2 separate regions of the Homo sapiens genome follow, and region 1 is linked to region 2. Evidence: chromatin contacts called from ENCODE Hi-C or POLR2A ChIA-PET data. All regions are on one chromosome and are shown on one strand. The core of a region is the stretch at or near the end of the contact, and the rest is flanking DNA. Distances in the headings are between cores, read along the strand shown. Region 1 holds the start of RRP1 (ribosomal RNA processing 1). Region 2 has its middle 22 kb from the start of AGPAT3.

Evidence for each region. Hi-C counts contacts between places; a loop is a spot of excess contacts on that map. ChIA-PET counts read pairs that join two places held with the same protein, here RNA polymerase II (POLR2A). Pooled maps may share reads with other maps.
Region 1: a loop to region 2 is called in a pooled map, with 4 times the contacts of the local background. The contact joins the promoter of RRP1 here to the enhancer-like site in region 2. A Hi-C loop is called at or near these places in 1 of 168 maps with a recorded cell type or tissue (Right ventricle myocardium superior) and 9 of 50 pooled maps. POLR2A ChIA-PET finds 5 or more read pairs at or near these places in 4 of 52 experiments (H1, PC-3 and activated naive CD4-positive, alpha-beta T cell).

Annotation. Positions count from the first base shown.
Region 1 is chr21:43,787,677-43,791,412 of GRCh38, forward strand. RRP1 (ribosomal RNA processing 1) reads left to right here and starts at 1,901. Exons shown (of 13, transcript NM_003683.6): 1 at 1,901-2,086; 2 at 3,674-3,736. The coding sequence starts at 1,954. RefSeq lists silencers at 1,702-1,931, 2,142-2,311 and an enhancer at 1,962-2,071.
Region 2 is chr21:43,841,508-43,845,280 of GRCh38, forward strand. No RefSeq gene overlaps it. Among named protein-coding and RNA genes, the nearest start is that of AGPAT3, 22 kb to the right of the region's middle. Within about 2 kb of position 1,409, at least 3 of the 41 ENCODE cell types and tissues checked have a DNase peak (open chromatin) inside an H3K27ac peak, as active enhancers do.

The DNA.
Region 1 (3,736 bases), core at 651-3,150, 53 kb before region 2:
ACCTGAGGTCAGGAGTTCGAGATCAGCCTGGCCAACATGGTGAAACCCCATCTCTACTAAAAACACAAAAATTAGCCAGAAATTGCTTGAATCCTGGAGGTGGAGGTTGCAGTGAGCCAAGATCGTGCCACTGCACTCCAGCCCGGGCGACAGAGTGAAACTGTCTCAACAACAACAACAACAACAAGAACTAATTCAGATTCTAAAACCAGTTGCTAAATGTTTCCTTTTTTTTTTCTTTTTAGACAGAGTTTCAAAATCTGTCGCCCAGGCTGGAGTGCAGTGGCCGGATCTTGGCTCACTGCAACCTCCGCCTCCTGTGTTCAAGCAATTCTCTTGCCTCAGCCTCCCGAGTAGCTGGGATTACAGGTGCTCGCCACCACACCCAGCTAATTTTTGTATTTTTAGTAGAGATGGGGTTTCACCATGTTGGCCAGGATGGTCTCGAACTCCTGACCTCGGGTGATCCACCTGCTTTGGCCTCCCCAAGTGATGGTTGGGATTACAGGCATGAGCCACCACTGCCAGCCTTTTCAACTTTTTATGAAAAATTTCATACATAGAAAATGTCAGAAGATAGGTCAATGAAGACCTGTATTCCTGCCTGTAGACGCCACACTTGTATTTTTTTGAGACGGAGTCTCACTCTGTCACCCAGGCTGGGGTGCAGTGGCGCGATCTCGGCTCACTGCAAGCTCCGCCTCCGGGGTTCACGCCATTCTCCTGCCTCAGCCTCCTGAGTAGCTGGGACTACAGGCGCCCGCCACCACGCTCAGCTAATTTTTTGTGTTTTTAGTAGAGACGGGGTTTCACCGTGTTAGCCAGGATGGTCTCGATCTCCTGACCTCATGATCCGCCCGCCTCGGCCTCCCAAAGTGCTGGGATTACAGGCGTGAGCCACCGCGCCCGGCCAACGCCACAACTGTTAACAGTGTGCCATAGTTGCTTATCTGCATACACATATGTGCGTGTAATGATTTACTTTTTTGCAGAATGAATTACAGACATCATGACAGGTCACCTTTACCAAAGAGTTCTGCAGTTATTTCTAAAAATAAAGAATATTTTTCTACTTCAGGGTATGTCAAACTGTGGCCCTAGGCCAAATGCAGCCTCCCCGTTTTTTTTTTTGTTGTTGTTTTTTGAGACAGAGTCTCACTCTGTCGCCCAGGCTGGAGTGCAGCGGCGCAATCTCGACTCACTGCAACCTCCGCCTCCCGGATTCAAGCAATTCTCCTGCCTCAGCCTCCTGAGTAGCTGGGATTACAAGCGCCCGCCACTACGCCTGGCTAATTTTTGTATTTTTAGTAGAGACAGGGTTTCACCATGTTGGTCAGGCTGGTCTCAAACTCCTGACCTCGTGATCCACCCGCCTCAGCCTCCCAAAGTGCTGGAATTACAGGCGTGAGCCACCGCGCCCGGCACACCCCTGGTTTTAAAAATAAAGTTTCGAGCCGAGAGTGGTGGCGCCCGTGGTCCCAGCTCCTCGGGAGGCTGAGGCTGGGGGATCCCTGGAGCCCGCGAGGCAAAGGCTGCAGTGAGCCGAGATCGCGCCTTGCACTCCAGCGTGGGTAACAGAGCGAGACCCTGTCTCAGGAAAAAAATACAAGTGGGGTTATAAATAAAATGAGATTAAAAAACAACAGATCTTTGCCTCAGAATCCCGACCCACCGCAGCCCCAGCGAGGCGCAGGCGCAGGCGCAGGCGCGCGCTCGCTGGTTCCGCCCATGCGCACAGGCAGGGAGCGCGCGCCCCCTCTGTAGCCTTCGGCCTCCGGGGGCTGCAGTTGCGCGGCTCGGCCACTGCGCGGCGGTGGCGTGCGCCTGGGCGGTGTCGCGGGCTGTGACGTCACGCCACGCGCCGGGGCCAGGAGGAGGCGGGCGCAGGAGGCGCGTGCTCAGTGTGCTGGGTACCAGGCGACTCCGGGACAGGGGGTCTCGGCCGTCGGCGTCATGGTTTCGCGCGTGCAGCTCCCGCCTGAGATCCAGCTGGCTCAGCGCCTGGCGGGGAATGAGCAGGTGACCCGGGACCGGGCGGTGAGGAAGCTCCGGAAATACATCGTCGCCAGGACTCAGCGGGCCGCAGGTTGGCGGGGGTGTGGGCGGCTGGCGTCTCGGGGGCCGGCTGGGCTGGTGCGGGTGTGGGCGGCGGCGGCCGGAGCTGGGGGCCCTCCGAGCCCTGTGGAACCTCCACGTGGCCGGGCCGGGCAGGCGGGGTCCACTGGCCTGTTCCCGCTGTTACCGGCCCACGGCCCCCGCCGCCGCTTTCCCTCGTGGTGCGGTGACTCTGGTCCCTCTGCGAGAACGCTCCTCCCCAGCCCCGTAACCCCTTTCCTAGCTCAGGCGTCCCCTCCCTCCAGTAGACCATGTACTCCTGCTGCCCTGCTGTTTGGGCACCCAGTATTTTTCCCTCATGGCAGCATTTCCCACTGTTTGCAGTTTTCTGTTTTGCGTTAATTATTGGATTGTTTTCCGATTTCCACTCGAGAGTACCTCTCTGAGGGCCGAGAATCTACTTCTTGTTCATGGTACCAGGTGGTTCTCCGAGCGTGGTCCCCCATCAGCAGTAGCATCCCCTGGACATTTGTTAGAAATACACGTTCTATGCCGGGCGCAGTGGCCCAAGCCTGTAATCCCAGCTACTTGGCACGTCGATGTGGGAGGATCACAAAGGCCCAGGAGTCCAGCCTGGGCAACATAGCAAGACTCCATTTCCATCGCAAAAGAAAAGAAAGAAATGCAAGTTCTAGGATCCCAGCCCTACTAAATCAGGACTGGCATCTGCTTTATGAAGCTGTTCAAGTGCTTCTGCTCCCCACACTCAGCCTGAGAACCACTGCTGCAGGAACAGGTTGCCAGACACATAGGACTTCAGTGAATGTCAACTGAGTAATGTTTTAAATTAAAATTTTTTGTTATTTTTCTGAGTGAGACAGACCTCACTGTCATCCGTGGTGGAGGAGTGCATTGGCACGATTACAGCTCACTGCAGCCTCTACCTCCCAGGCTCAAGTGAGCCTCCCATCTCAGCCTCCCCAATAGCTGGGACTACTGGCACCGTGCGGCCAGGCCAGCTAAGTTTTGTATTTTTTGTACAAATTGGGGTCTTCCTATGTTGCCCAGACTGGTCTTGAACTCCTGGCCTCAAGTGATCCTGCCTCAGCACTCAATTCCAAAGTGCTGGGAGTACAGGCGTGAGCCACCGCACCTGGCCTCAGTAATTTCTGTTTCTCTCGTAGTCTGAATGCCTGAGTTCACTTTCTTCTTTTAGTATTTGAGATATATTACAGGAGAGTGCAGAAGCCCTCAGTATAATGCTGGATGAATTATCACCAACAGATTAACCTTGTGGCCACTGTCCAGCTTAGGAAACCGTCAAGGTTCGCAATTTTGAATTTCCAAAATGGAGTATGGTGCCTGATACCTTGTAGATCTCAGTCGGTTTTACTGTGTGCGTGAAGTAGCAGTTACCTGGAGTAGCCGCATAGCCACAGGCGCGGCAGGTTCTGGGTTAGAAGGATTGTTTGAAGGGGAGGGCCAGATTCTGCCCCCCAGTTGCCTTTACCGTAAGTGGGACTTTGGTCTCATTCAGGCAGTCACGTTTCTGTGGCTTCCTTTCTGGCACTCGAAGGTGTGGGATTCATTTGGTCCAACCGTTGCTGTTTTGATGCAGGTGGTTTTACGCACGACGAGCTGCTGAAGGTGTGGAAAGGACTGTTTTATTGCATGTGGATGC
Region 2 (3,773 bases), core at 159-2,658:
CTGGAGTGCAGTGGCACGATCTTGGCTCACTGCAAGCTCCGCCTCCCTGGTTCACGCCATTCTCCTGCCTCAGCCTCCCGAGTAGCTGGGACTACACGTGCCCGCCACCATGCCTGGCTAATTTTTTGTATTTTCAGTAGAGACGGGGTTTCCCCTTGTTAGCCAGGATGGTCTCGATATCCTGACCTCGTGATCCACCCACCTCGGCCTCCCAAAGTGCTGGGATTACACGTGTGAGCCACCGCGCCCGCCCCAATTGAGTGTTTTTGGAATGCTGTTTTGAAAATCGATTGACCATGTATGTAAGGGTTTATTCTTGAACTCTTCATTCTACCTCATTGATCTCTATGTCCATCCTTATGCCCAGTCCCCCAACTTTCTTCTTTTTCAAGACTGGTTATTCTGGATCTTTTGTATTTTCATATAAAATTTAAGGCAAGCTTTTCAATTTTTTTTTTTTTTTTTTTTAAAAGCAGCTGGGATTTTGATAGGAATTGAGTTGAATCTGCAGATCAACCTGGAAAGTATTGCCATCTTAGTAAGTATTCCCATCAATACTTAGGAAAGTATTGCCATCAATAGTAAGTCTTCTGATCTATAAACATGGGATATGTTTCCATTGACTTAGGTCTTTAAAAATGTTCTTTCAGGCCGGGCATGTTGGCTCATGCCTGTAATCCCAGCACTTTAGGAGGCCGAGGTGAGCAGATCACTTGAGGTCAGGAGTTTGAGACCAGCCTGGCTAACATGGTGAAACCCCATCTCTACTAAAAATACAAAAAATAGCCAGGTGTGGTGGCAAATGCCTGTAATCCCAGCTACATGGAAGGCTGAGGCAGGAGAATTGCTTGAACCCGGGAGGTGGAATCTGCAGTGAGCCGAGATTGCGCCACTGCACTTCAGCCTGGGTGACAGAGCGAGACTTTGTCTCAGGAAAAAAAAAAAAAGTTCTTTCAGTTATATTTTGTAGTTTTCAGTGTGCAGATCTTGCACATCTTTTGTTAAATTTATTCCTAAGTATTTTAATCTTTGTGATGCTATTGTGAACGGTTTCCTTAATTTGACTTTCTGATTGTTCATTACTATTTGTAGAAATGCAACATATTTTTGTATATTGATTGTGTTTCCTGCAGCCTTGCTAAATTCATTTATTCATCCTAATATTTGTTGATTTTTTTTTGTGTGTGTGTGTGTGTGTGTGTGTGTGTGTGTGATCCTTATGATTTTCCATATATAAGACCATGTCATCTGTGAATAAAGATAGTGTTACTTCCTTTTTAATCCAGATGCCTTTTATTTCTTTTCCTTGCTTGGTTGTTCTGGTTTGTCTCTAGTAGAATGTTGAACAGAAGTGGTAACAACAGAGATCCTTGTCTTATTCCTAATCTTGAGGGGAAAGCATTTAGTCTTTCATTATTAAGTATGATGTTAGCTGGATTTCATAAGTACCCGTTTTCACTTCAGGTTCACTTTCAGTTTCAGGTTGAAGAAGCTTCCTTCTATTTCTAGTTTTTTTTTGTTTTACCATGAAAGGATGTTAAATTTTGTCAAATGCTTATTTATTTATTTATTTATTTATTTTTTAAGATGGAGTTTTGCTCTTGTTGCCCAGGCTGGAGTGCAATGGCGTGATCTCAGCTCACCGCAACCTCCACCTCCTGGGTTCAAATGATTCTCCTGCCTCAGCCTCTTGAGTAGCTGGGATTACAGGCATGCGCCACCATGCCCAGCTAATTTTTTGTATTTTTAATAGAGATGGGGTTTCTCCATGTTGATCAGGCTGGTCTCGAACTCCCAACCTCAGGCGATACGCCCACCTCGGCCTCCCAAAGTGCTGGGATTACAGGCGTGAGCCACCGTGCCCGGAATTTTTTTTTTTTTTTTGAGTCGGAGCCTCACTTTGTCGCCTCCTTCTGATGCCTGTAATCTCAGGCCCTGGAGTGCAGTGGTGCGATCTCGGCTCACTGTAGCCTCCACCTCCCGGGTTCAAGTGATTCTCGTGCATCAACCTCCCAAGTAGCTGGGATTACAGGCACGCACACCACCACGCCCAACTAATTTTTGTATTTTTAGTAGAGACAGGGTTTTGCCATGTTGGCCAGGCTGGTCTCCAACTTCTGGCCTCAAGCAATTCACCCACTTTGGCCTCCTAAAGTGGAGGGATTACAGGGGTAAGCCATCGCGCCTGGCCAATTTTTAAATTTTTGGGTAGAGACAGGGTCTCACTATGTTGCCAGGCTGTTCTTGAACTCCTGGGCTCAAGCGATCCTCCAGCATCAGCCTCCCAAAGCACCGGGATTACGCTGTGAACTGCCATGCCCAGCCCTGGATTTTCATATCTTGAGTCAACTTGGCATTCTTGGAATAAATCCCACTTAGTTGTGGTGTATAATTCTTTCTGTACTTTACTGGATCTGATTTGCTAGTGTTTTGTGGAGAATTTTTGTATCTATATTCATGACAGATGCTGGTTTGTATGTTTTTTTTTTTTTTTCTTTTTTCTTGTGATGTCTTTGCTTGGATTTAGCTTCGGGATAGAACTAGCCTCCTATAATGAGTTGGGAGTGTTCTCTAATTTTCTATTTTTTGGAAAAATTTGTGGAGGATTGGTATTAATTCTTTCTTAAGTGTTTGGTAGAAATTACCAATATAGTTATCTTGGCCTTGGTTTTTTTTTTTTTTGTATGTAGTTTTTAAAAAATATTACTAATTCAATTCCTTTACTTGTTACAAATCGATTAAGATTTTCTATTATTTCTTGAGTCAATGTGGTAGTTTGTATCTTTTTAGGAATTTGTCTATTTCATCTAAGTTATATAATTTGTTGGCATACAATTATTTATCTTATTTTCTTATAATACTTTTACTTCTGTAATGTCAGTAGTAGGCCGGGTATGGTGGCTCATGCCTGTAATCTCAGCACTTTGGGAGGCCAAGGAGGGCAGATCACCTGAGGTCAGGAGTTCGAGACCAGCCTGGCCAACATAGCAAAACCCCGTCTCCACTAAAAATACAAAAATTAGCTGGGTGTGGTGGCGCACACCTGTAATCCCAGCTACTTGGGAGGCCGAGGCAGGAGAATTACTTGAACCTGGGAGGCAGAGGTTGCAGTGAGCCAAGATGGCGCCATTGCACTCCAGCCTGGGCAACAGAGCGAGACTCCGTCTCAAAAAAAAAAAAGTCATTATCAATGTCCCCCCTTTGATTCCTTATTTTAGTAACATGAATCTTCTTTCTTTTATTCTTGGTTAGTCTTACTAAAGGTTTATCAATTTTGTTGATCTTTTCAAAGGACCAACTTTCAGTTTTGTTGATTTTCTCTTGTTTTTCTATTCTTTATTTCATTCATTTCCACACTAAATTTTAATATTTCCTTCCTTCCACTTTGGGTCTAGTTCGCTCTTTTATTCCCTTGTTTCTTAAGATGAAAGTTTATGGTTTTGCTTTGAGATCTTTCTTCTTTCACAAAAATACACTTTATTTTTTGGAGCAGTTTTAGGTTCACAGCAAAATTAAGTGAAAAGCACAGAGTTCTCATATGTCCCCTCCCTCCACACTGAGCCTTCCCCACCACCAACATCCCGACCCCCAACATTTCCACCAGAGGGCTTCCTTTGCCGTAGTGGTGAACCTGCACTGGCCCAGCACCATCGTTTTTTGTTGTTGTTGTTTGGAGATGGAGTCTCGCTCTGTCTCCCAGGCTGGAGTGCAATGGCACGATCTCAGCTCACTGCAACCTCTGCCTTCCAGGTTCAAGTGATTCTCCTGCCTCA